Regions from separate parts of the Homo sapiens genome. Here region 1 is linked to region 2. A link is an interaction called in ENCODE POLR2A ChIA-PET data of the cell type or tissue named here. Cell type or tissue: HepG2. All regions are shown on one strand.

What was found. ChIA-PET counts read pairs that join two places held together with the same protein. Peaks named below come from ENCODE experiments on the same cell type or tissue, not always from the same donor. Only the 100,000 strongest peaks of a DNase experiment are listed, where the experiment ranks them.
Region 1: POLR2A ChIA-PET joins it to region 2 with 5 read pairs; 2 of 35 experiments call an interaction of 5 or more read pairs at or near these places.

Annotation. Positions count from the first base shown.
Region 1 is chr19:19,867,361-19,871,360 of GRCh38, forward strand. All of the region lies in intron 1 of ZNF253 (zinc finger protein 253), which reads left to right. LOC124904664 (a long non-coding RNA gene) reads right to left here and starts at 3,117. Exons shown (of 4, transcript XR_007067169.1): 1 at 1-3,117. It also overlaps the pseudogene BNIP3P10. In HepG2, no CTCF peak of the experiment used is centred here; no DNase peak of the experiment used is centred here; H3K4me3 peaks cover 702 bases.
Region 2 is chr19:19,936,857-19,940,856 of GRCh38, forward strand. It overlaps LOC124904665 (a long non-coding RNA gene), which reads right to left. Exons shown (of 3, transcript XR_007067170.1): 1 at 2,879-4,000; 2 at 2,710-2,806; 3 at 1,662-1,827. Among named protein-coding and RNA genes, the nearest start is that of ZNF93, 38 kb to the left of the region's middle. In HepG2, no CTCF peak of the experiment used is centred here; no DNase peak of the experiment used is centred here.

The DNA of each region.
Region 1 (4,000 bases), 69 kb before region 2:
TTTATTTTATTTTATTTTTGGAGACAGAGTGTCACTTATTGCCCAGGCTAGAGTGCTGTGGAGTGATGCAGCCTTATTTAGCCTCAACCTCCCTGGCTCAAGCAATTCTCTCCTACCTCATCCTTTCACGTAGCTTGATCTACACGCTGGTGTTACCACGCCTGGCCAATTTTTCTCTTTGTATTTTCTGTGGAGACAGGATTTTGCAATGTTGCCCAGGTTGGTCTTAAACTTCTAAGCTCAGGCAATCCACCTGCCTCAGCCTCCCAGAGTGCTGGGATTACAGGCATGAGCCACCGCATCTGACCATACCGTGTTTTCTTTATCCAGTCTACCACTGATAGGGCCTGTCCATGTCTTTGCTATTGTGAATAGTGCTGCAATGAACATACATATGAATGTATCTTTATAATACAATAATTTATATTTCTTTGGGTATATACCCAATTATGAGGTAGAGTATAAGCATTCCCTTTTCTCTGCAACCTTGCCAGCATCTGTTATTTTTTGACTTTTTAAAAATAGCCATTCTGACTGGTGTGATGTGGTATCTCATTGTGGTTTCTCTTAATTTCTCTAATGATTAGTGATGAGCTTTTTTTTTTTCATATGCTTGCTAGCCACATGTATATGTTCTTTTGAAAAGCATCTATTCATGTTTTTTTGGCCTATTTTTTAATGAGATTTTTTTTTTCTTGTAAACTTGTTTAAGTTCTTAATAAATTCTGGATATTAGACTTTTGTCAGAGGCAAAGTTTGCAAATTTTTTTTATTCTGTAGGTTGTCTGTTTACTCTGTTAATAGTTTCCTTTGCTGTGAAGAAGCTCTTTAGTTCAAATAGGTCCCATTGTCAATTTTTGCTTTTGTTGCAATTGCTTTTGGTAGCTTCATCATGAAGTGTTTGCCAGTTTCTGTGTCTAGAATGGTACTTCCTAGGTTATCTTGCAAGGTTTCTTACAATTTTAAGTTTTTCATTTAAGTCTTTAATTAATCTTGAGTTGATTTTGTATATTGTGTAATGAAGGGGTCCACTTTCAGTCTTCTACATAGTGCTAGCTAGTTATTCCAGCACCATTTATTAAATGGAGAATTCTTTCCACATTTCTCTTATCAGCTTTGCCAAAAATCTGATGATGGTAGGAGGGTGGCATTATTTCTGGGCTCTCTATTCTGTTGCATTGGTCTTGTGCACTCATGAACTTTTTTTTATAATATCTTTCTCTCTTCTGCTTTTTCCCCCATAAGCATTTTTTCAAGTGCATACAGTGTGTAAAATTCTGATGTCCAAGAGTTCAAAAACTCTTTAAAAAGTTCCAAAAAAGGGGATTGGGGGGCTAGGGGAGGGACAGCATTAGGAGAAATACCTAGTGTAAATAATGGTTTGATGGGTGCAGCAAACCTTCATGGCACGTGTATACCTATGTAACAAACCTGCACGTTATGCACATGTACCCCAGAACTTTAAAGTATAATAAATAAATAAAAAGCTTAAAAAATATTTTGATATTCTCTCTTTTCTTAAGGAATTTAGGTTATATGTAGATGCTTTTCTCTGCTTTTTTTGAAATACATGTAAATCATATGAACAGCTAAATAAACCCTTTGTCATTTTCTCGGGTCCAGATTATCTTTATGTAGTACTTCAGAATTATTGCTTTATTTTTGCTTCTGAAAAGTTTATTTTTTTCATTTTTAGTCCTTTAAATTAGACACAGATTTGTTTAGATAAAAGCTCATTTTAAGAGCACACAGAAGCTTAGCAGAAAGATAGGATTAAATTTAGCAATGCAGAATGCTAAAGACTAAAAGGTATTAAGTTTCTTTTACAGAAACCTGATTATCCAAGGTAATTATCCAATATTTGCAGGCTGAAGTACTTATACTGCAAAAGCAAGAACAGTGCATAAACAGTGGAGTCTGTAGTTGTATCTTGCTTTCTATTTATTACTTCAGAACAATTAGGATAGTTATGTGTAGGGTTTGTAGGCAAACTGCATTAATATAAATTAAACATTTTTTTTTTCGAGGTGTTTTGCTCTTGTTGTCCAGGATGGTGTGCAATGGTTTGATCTCGGCTCAGGCAAACTCTGCCTCCCAGGTTCAAGCAATTTTCCTGTCTCAGCTCCCAGTAGCTGGGATTACAGGCATGCACCACCAGGCCCAGCTCATTTTGTATTTTTAATAGAGATGCGGTTTTTCCATGTTGATCAGGCTGGTCTTGAACTCCTGACCTCAGGTGATCTGCCTGCCTCAGCCTCCCGAAGTGATGGGATTACAGGCATGAGCCACCATGCCTGGCCTTTTTTTTTTTTTTTTTTTTTTTTTTTAAAAAACAGTCTTACTCTGTTGCCCAGGCTGGAGTGCAGTGGTGTAATCTTGGCTCACTGCAATCACTGCCTTCTGGTTTCAAGTAATTCTCCTGCCTCAGCCTCCCGAGTGGCTGGGAATACAGGCATGCACCACCATGTCCGGCTACTTTTTTGTATTTTTAGTAGAGACAGGATTTCACCATGTTGGTCAGACTGGTCTCGAACTCCTGACCTCAGGTGATGCACCTGCTTCAGCCTCCAAAAGTGCTGGTATTACCGGTGTGAGCCAAAAACAATATTTTCTACAATAGTATGAACATAAAGCCACAATACTTACTTTGAATGATTCACTTAAATGGTTATTTTAATATTGTTATTTATACTTTTGAAATATAAAGTGTTTTAACTGAAGTATAGTTGCAGTTTTTAAAAATACTACATACATTGCCGAGTGCAGTGGCTCACACCTGTAATTCCAACACTTTGAGAGGCTGAGGCAGGTTAATTACCTGAGGTCAGGAGTTCGACACCAGCCTGACATGGTGTAACCCCATCTCTACTAAAAATAAAAAATTAGCTGGGTGTGGTGGCACGCGCCTGTAATCCCAGCTACTTGGCAGGCTGAGGCAGGAGAATCGCTTGTTCCTGGGAGGCAGAAGTTGCAGTGAGCTGAGATTGCACCATTTCACTCCAGCCTGGGTGACAGAATGAGATTGTGTCTCAAAAAAAAAAAAAAAAGCTACATATATTATGACCTGTTCATTAAAATTATTCATAGTTAGATATTTATATCTAATGTCCAAAGAAAATTTACTACCAAATTGTTAGAGTAGATATTAGTCTGACATGTTTATTACTTTACTCAATAGGAATAATTATGAGTAAACACAATTTTATTATCTTTTATTTCACTAAGTTGGAATGCTGCTATTACAGGAAAAATAAAGACAGGTGATGTGGCCACCCAAACACCATAATAGCTATTCAGTTAGCTGTGTTGCAAGTTGTAACATATTCCACTATATGAACACAGTCAAATTCTATTTCTTCATCTTAAAGTGTTGTTGGAAGTTGTCAGATGTATTTCAATATAGAACCCCCATTCAGTGGCTAGGAGATGAGAGAGCAGCAGAGATGGAAAAGAAACTTTATAAAATTCTTCTGAAAATCTGCCCTCTTTCTTCGTAATGCTCATGTTTCTCATGATGAGAGCAGCTGTGTACTTTGGGTGGTTAGAGAGAAATTGCTTTTAGGGGAACATTTTCTGGCTCATTTGATCAATCTGATATCTAACCTGAGCTTTTTTAAAAGATCTTTTTTACATTTTTCTCTCAAAATAATCTGGCTCAGATGGAGATCTGTTTTTCTCTCCAATGCTTTGGATGTCTGTTTCAGAAGCCCTATTACTATCCTATGGTGTCCAAATGAGGTGGACTCTCACAGTGAGAACTTTTGGAGCTATCTCTATCTGGACTCATGCTGGAAATTCAGCAGTATTTTTTCCTTGTCACCATTACAAGTAGAAACTGAGGCTGAAACACTGCTCACATTCCCATGATTGTGAAGGTGCAATTCTACCCATGAGGCCTGCAGGCTCTCCTCCTGCAGCTCAGGCCTCACTCTGATGTGACACTGGAGTGCTGCTGTGGCAAATGGGGTTCATATAAAATGTGAGCTGTGCTCTGAACTGT
Region 2 (4,000 bases):
ATGAAGAGGACTTTGGCTCTCACTGTGAACTTGAAGGAAGTTCACTGAAAGAAAAGTAGAATCCTTAGAGAATTTAAAAGCATAAGACAGAAGATGCCCCTTTGTGAGAGCAAAATTTAGAAACAAAAAAAACAGCTGCTCAGGAAATATTTCCTTTGGAATACAACTTCCAAATTAGATTTTAAGAACTGGTTTTCTCTTTGACTTTGAGACTTCTTACCTGTGTTTTCCGTTGTATTCATTTTCACTCATACCTACCTGGGGGGTTGGCAATCATCTCATGTCTCTTCAGAGCCAAAGGTTTTTTTCCCTGCTCCAGATGAGTGATCAGGTCTGGCTTAGAGACAACAATACTGTTGTATTAAGAATAAATAACATGAATCGTGCTCATATTCTCCAATTACAAGCTAGTAATGTGTTCAGTAGAGAGGATGTGATAAAATATTCTAGTAAATTAATTACAAAATACTAATCTATAACAAATTTCTAAATATTTAGAAAATGCTTTCAATTTGTAGGTTTCTTAATTTTACTATCTAATACTACTGAATCAAAAATTGGTGGCAATTAGATTTTCAGGTGGGGGCAAGAATACTTTGTCACTAAATTTTTGGAATTACCACTAATTTAGAGTGAATTATACAGCTCAAATCAGGAATGTGGAAAGTTTGGATTAAGATGAAACATCTTGAAGAGACTTTTCTGCATGAGCAAATTTTGAAGATTTTCTGAAAAAAGGGGATCTGAAACTCTTTTATGCAAAGAATAGATTACTAAAAAGTTCTACATAAAAGAGAAATAAAACCTTTAGGGTATATTATGAATTATGTCTTAAAGTTATCCTCAACAAGAAAGACCATATTTCCATAGTTCTCTAACATCACATTCGTATACAACTTCCGCTGTACAGTGTCCAGGCAATGCCACTCCTCCAGAGATAATTCTATGGCCACATCTCTAAATTGCAATGGTCCCTGAAGAACACACACATTTTTACCAAGTGGCCAGGTGTGGAATTTTTAATTTGACTTAAGGTGAAATGAGAGAGTAAAGAGAAGTGGTTCTGACTTATAGCACTGACTAAAATTATCCAATAAAATAATTTTCAAAACAGAAATATTATTCTCTAACTATGATAAAAAAAAAAAAGCACCATAAGATCCAGAACAACAGTTCATATATTTTATTTTTCTAGATAATAAAGTATAAAATTAAGGGCATGAACACGAACATGTACATTTTTGAGTGCTATATTTACATCATACGGAATGAGTTGTGAATATTTTTCAGATGGAAAAGACATTCACTTAGGCATTTCTCAAATTTATTATGTACAATAAGCTGAAGACCTTATGCAGGTTTTTTTTTTTTTCCAAGAAGATCTGGAGTAAGTCTGATTTACGTATTTATTTCCTTTTCTTTTTTATTTGAGACGGAGTTTCATGCTTGTTGCCCAGGCTTCTGTGCAGTGGCATCATCTTGGCTCACGGCAGTGTCCCCCTCCTGGGTTCAAGCAATTCTCCTGCCTCAGCCTCCTGAGTAGTTGAGATTACAGGCATGTGCCTCCACGCCCAGCTATTTTTGTATTTTTAGTAGAGACAGGGTATTCTCCATGTTGGTCAGGCTGGTCTCAAACTCCCAACCTCAGGTGATCTGCCTGCCTTGGCCTCCCAAAATGCTGTGATTACAGGCATGAGCCAGGGCTCCCCGCTGATTTTTTGAATTTCTAACAAGCTTACCAGTAATGCTAACGTTTTTGGCCTAATAAGGATATTTTGTCAAAGATCCAGTAAGTGGTAGAGCCTGTGTTTTCCCAGTTTTTCTAGCCTGTAAACAAAGATAAGAGCCTTCATTTTCTAAAGAAAAATATGTAGAAAAAATAAAAGGAGAACTGCCAGATTAAATGTGATCACTTGTGTAGAGCAGCTGCATAAAGATAATTATGAAGAGAAAAATAGTTATCTCTACAGTGAAAAAAATCAATCAGCTATTTCACCAAGTGAATCATTAACCATTAACTGCACTAGGACAAATTTTTATGATGTGCTACTGCACACAGAAGAACACAGCATCACTGTTGAAATATTCCTCCCCAAAACAGTAAACTAGTCTGAATTTAACCATAAACAACAGTTTATGCAAACTTCAAAATACAGGTAACTCCTATGTTCTGTAATTTTTAGTAGGAATTTTAATTAGGCTTCATTTAGCACCCTAGAGAGCAAGTATCTCCTAATAATTTTTTTCAGAACTTTCTGGGTAATAAATGCCATTCCATTTAAATCAGCATTTTCTTAATCCTCTTCTGCATAGAGCTAATGGAACACACAGCTGGAGCCTCAACATTACATGTTCTCCATCTTTACTAAGGGCCACAGTTTTCCCCAATAGAAACCTTGAGTATCCACATCTTTCCATGTTCAACAGCCACAAAGGGAACATTTTTAATATTGCAGGTCATAAATTCTTGCGGAGCATTCTGCATGGCATATAAGAAGCTATGACGTACAGAATGTAGAGAAGTCTGTGGGACATAGGACAGAAACGTTTTCCAGAGACCCTTGACTATCATAAGAATTTTAAGAAGTAGTTAAACCAAACTCCTTAGGGAGGAAAAACACAAGTAGAGAAGTAAAGGTTTGTGAGTACTAAACGCATGGCAGTCCAGGAGGCAGAGTGGACACAGCTCTTCATCTGACACATGTTTACCTGAAGAAAAGCCATTTTTTTCTTTCTCCTCCTCCTCTGGAATTCCTTCTCAGATGAGATTCTCTGGACAAGTTACACCTGCATATGGAGAATATGCCTTTAAAGGTGTCAGTACCACATTTACCTGCTAGTATGACATCAACTGGCAGAAAAAGAAAAATTCACTTACTGCTGTCTTTTAAACAGAATAGATTCAGGAATAATGAGCTGCTCCATGAAGACAAAAATATAAGCTTCTCCTTTCCTGTCCTCAGGTGCCCTCCCCTGCCAGAGACTCCAGCAATTTCTGCTACAGTAATGGAAATATGCACCACACTGACCTGTCCCTACCAAACCCAAACAGAACAGGCCCTGTGACCACCCTTTAGTGCAAAGGTGGAACTTAACTCTCGAAAATGTATTTTGAAGCCTTCATACTTGATTCTGGCCTCACCTTAGAGTCACATGAGGCCCTTCATTAAAACAACATGGATCCTTCCACCCAGAACAATAAACAGAAGCTGTGGGGAGGGCACAAGTATAAATCACTTGGTAATTTTGGTCCCACATTATGTAAGGTGATTCTGCAGGTTTGAAAAGGGTTTATGAAAGAGTGTTTTAAACAAGTCTCCTGTCAATGCTGATGTTGCTCCCCCTTGGCTCATTATTAGCATTAGAGAAAGCAGGCAGAGCACAGGGTCCCTTACACTTAACACCCTTCTCACAACCAAATACTTGTCGTGCAAATAAGGACAACCCATCTCCATCCTAAAGTTTTATATTCTTTGCTGGCTCTTTAAGTTTATAGAGGAAACAGAAGGCAGCAATGTTTGAATAAGTCTGGGTTTAAAAAACAACATGTACACATGTACTACTGCAATGTTTATTAAGCAAGTACTATGTGCTCAAGAGTATGATACAGAGCACTGTGCTGGGCATAACACATTATGTGATTTAATTCTCATAATACCCTGGGAGCTAGTACTAAGGGTTTAGGAATTTTCAGGATTTAGATAAAGGGCCCAGCATTTTTATTCTTCTGTTTCTCTGTCATCAAATTTTTTAAAAAGTTGTAAGAAATAAAAGCTAAATATAGACAGATAGAAAAGATATAGAAAGGATGAGTTTAATGCAGTTTAGAGAAAATTTTATTCTGTTTATGTTTACTTTTTTGTTACTTGGGGAGCAATTACTGGATCTGCAGGAATAGAAAACAAGTTGCTAAATAGAATGTCTCTGCAAGCACTGGTTTTAATAGAAAACTTAAAAGCTAAGACTCTATAATACATACTTTATTTTTCCCATTCATCTG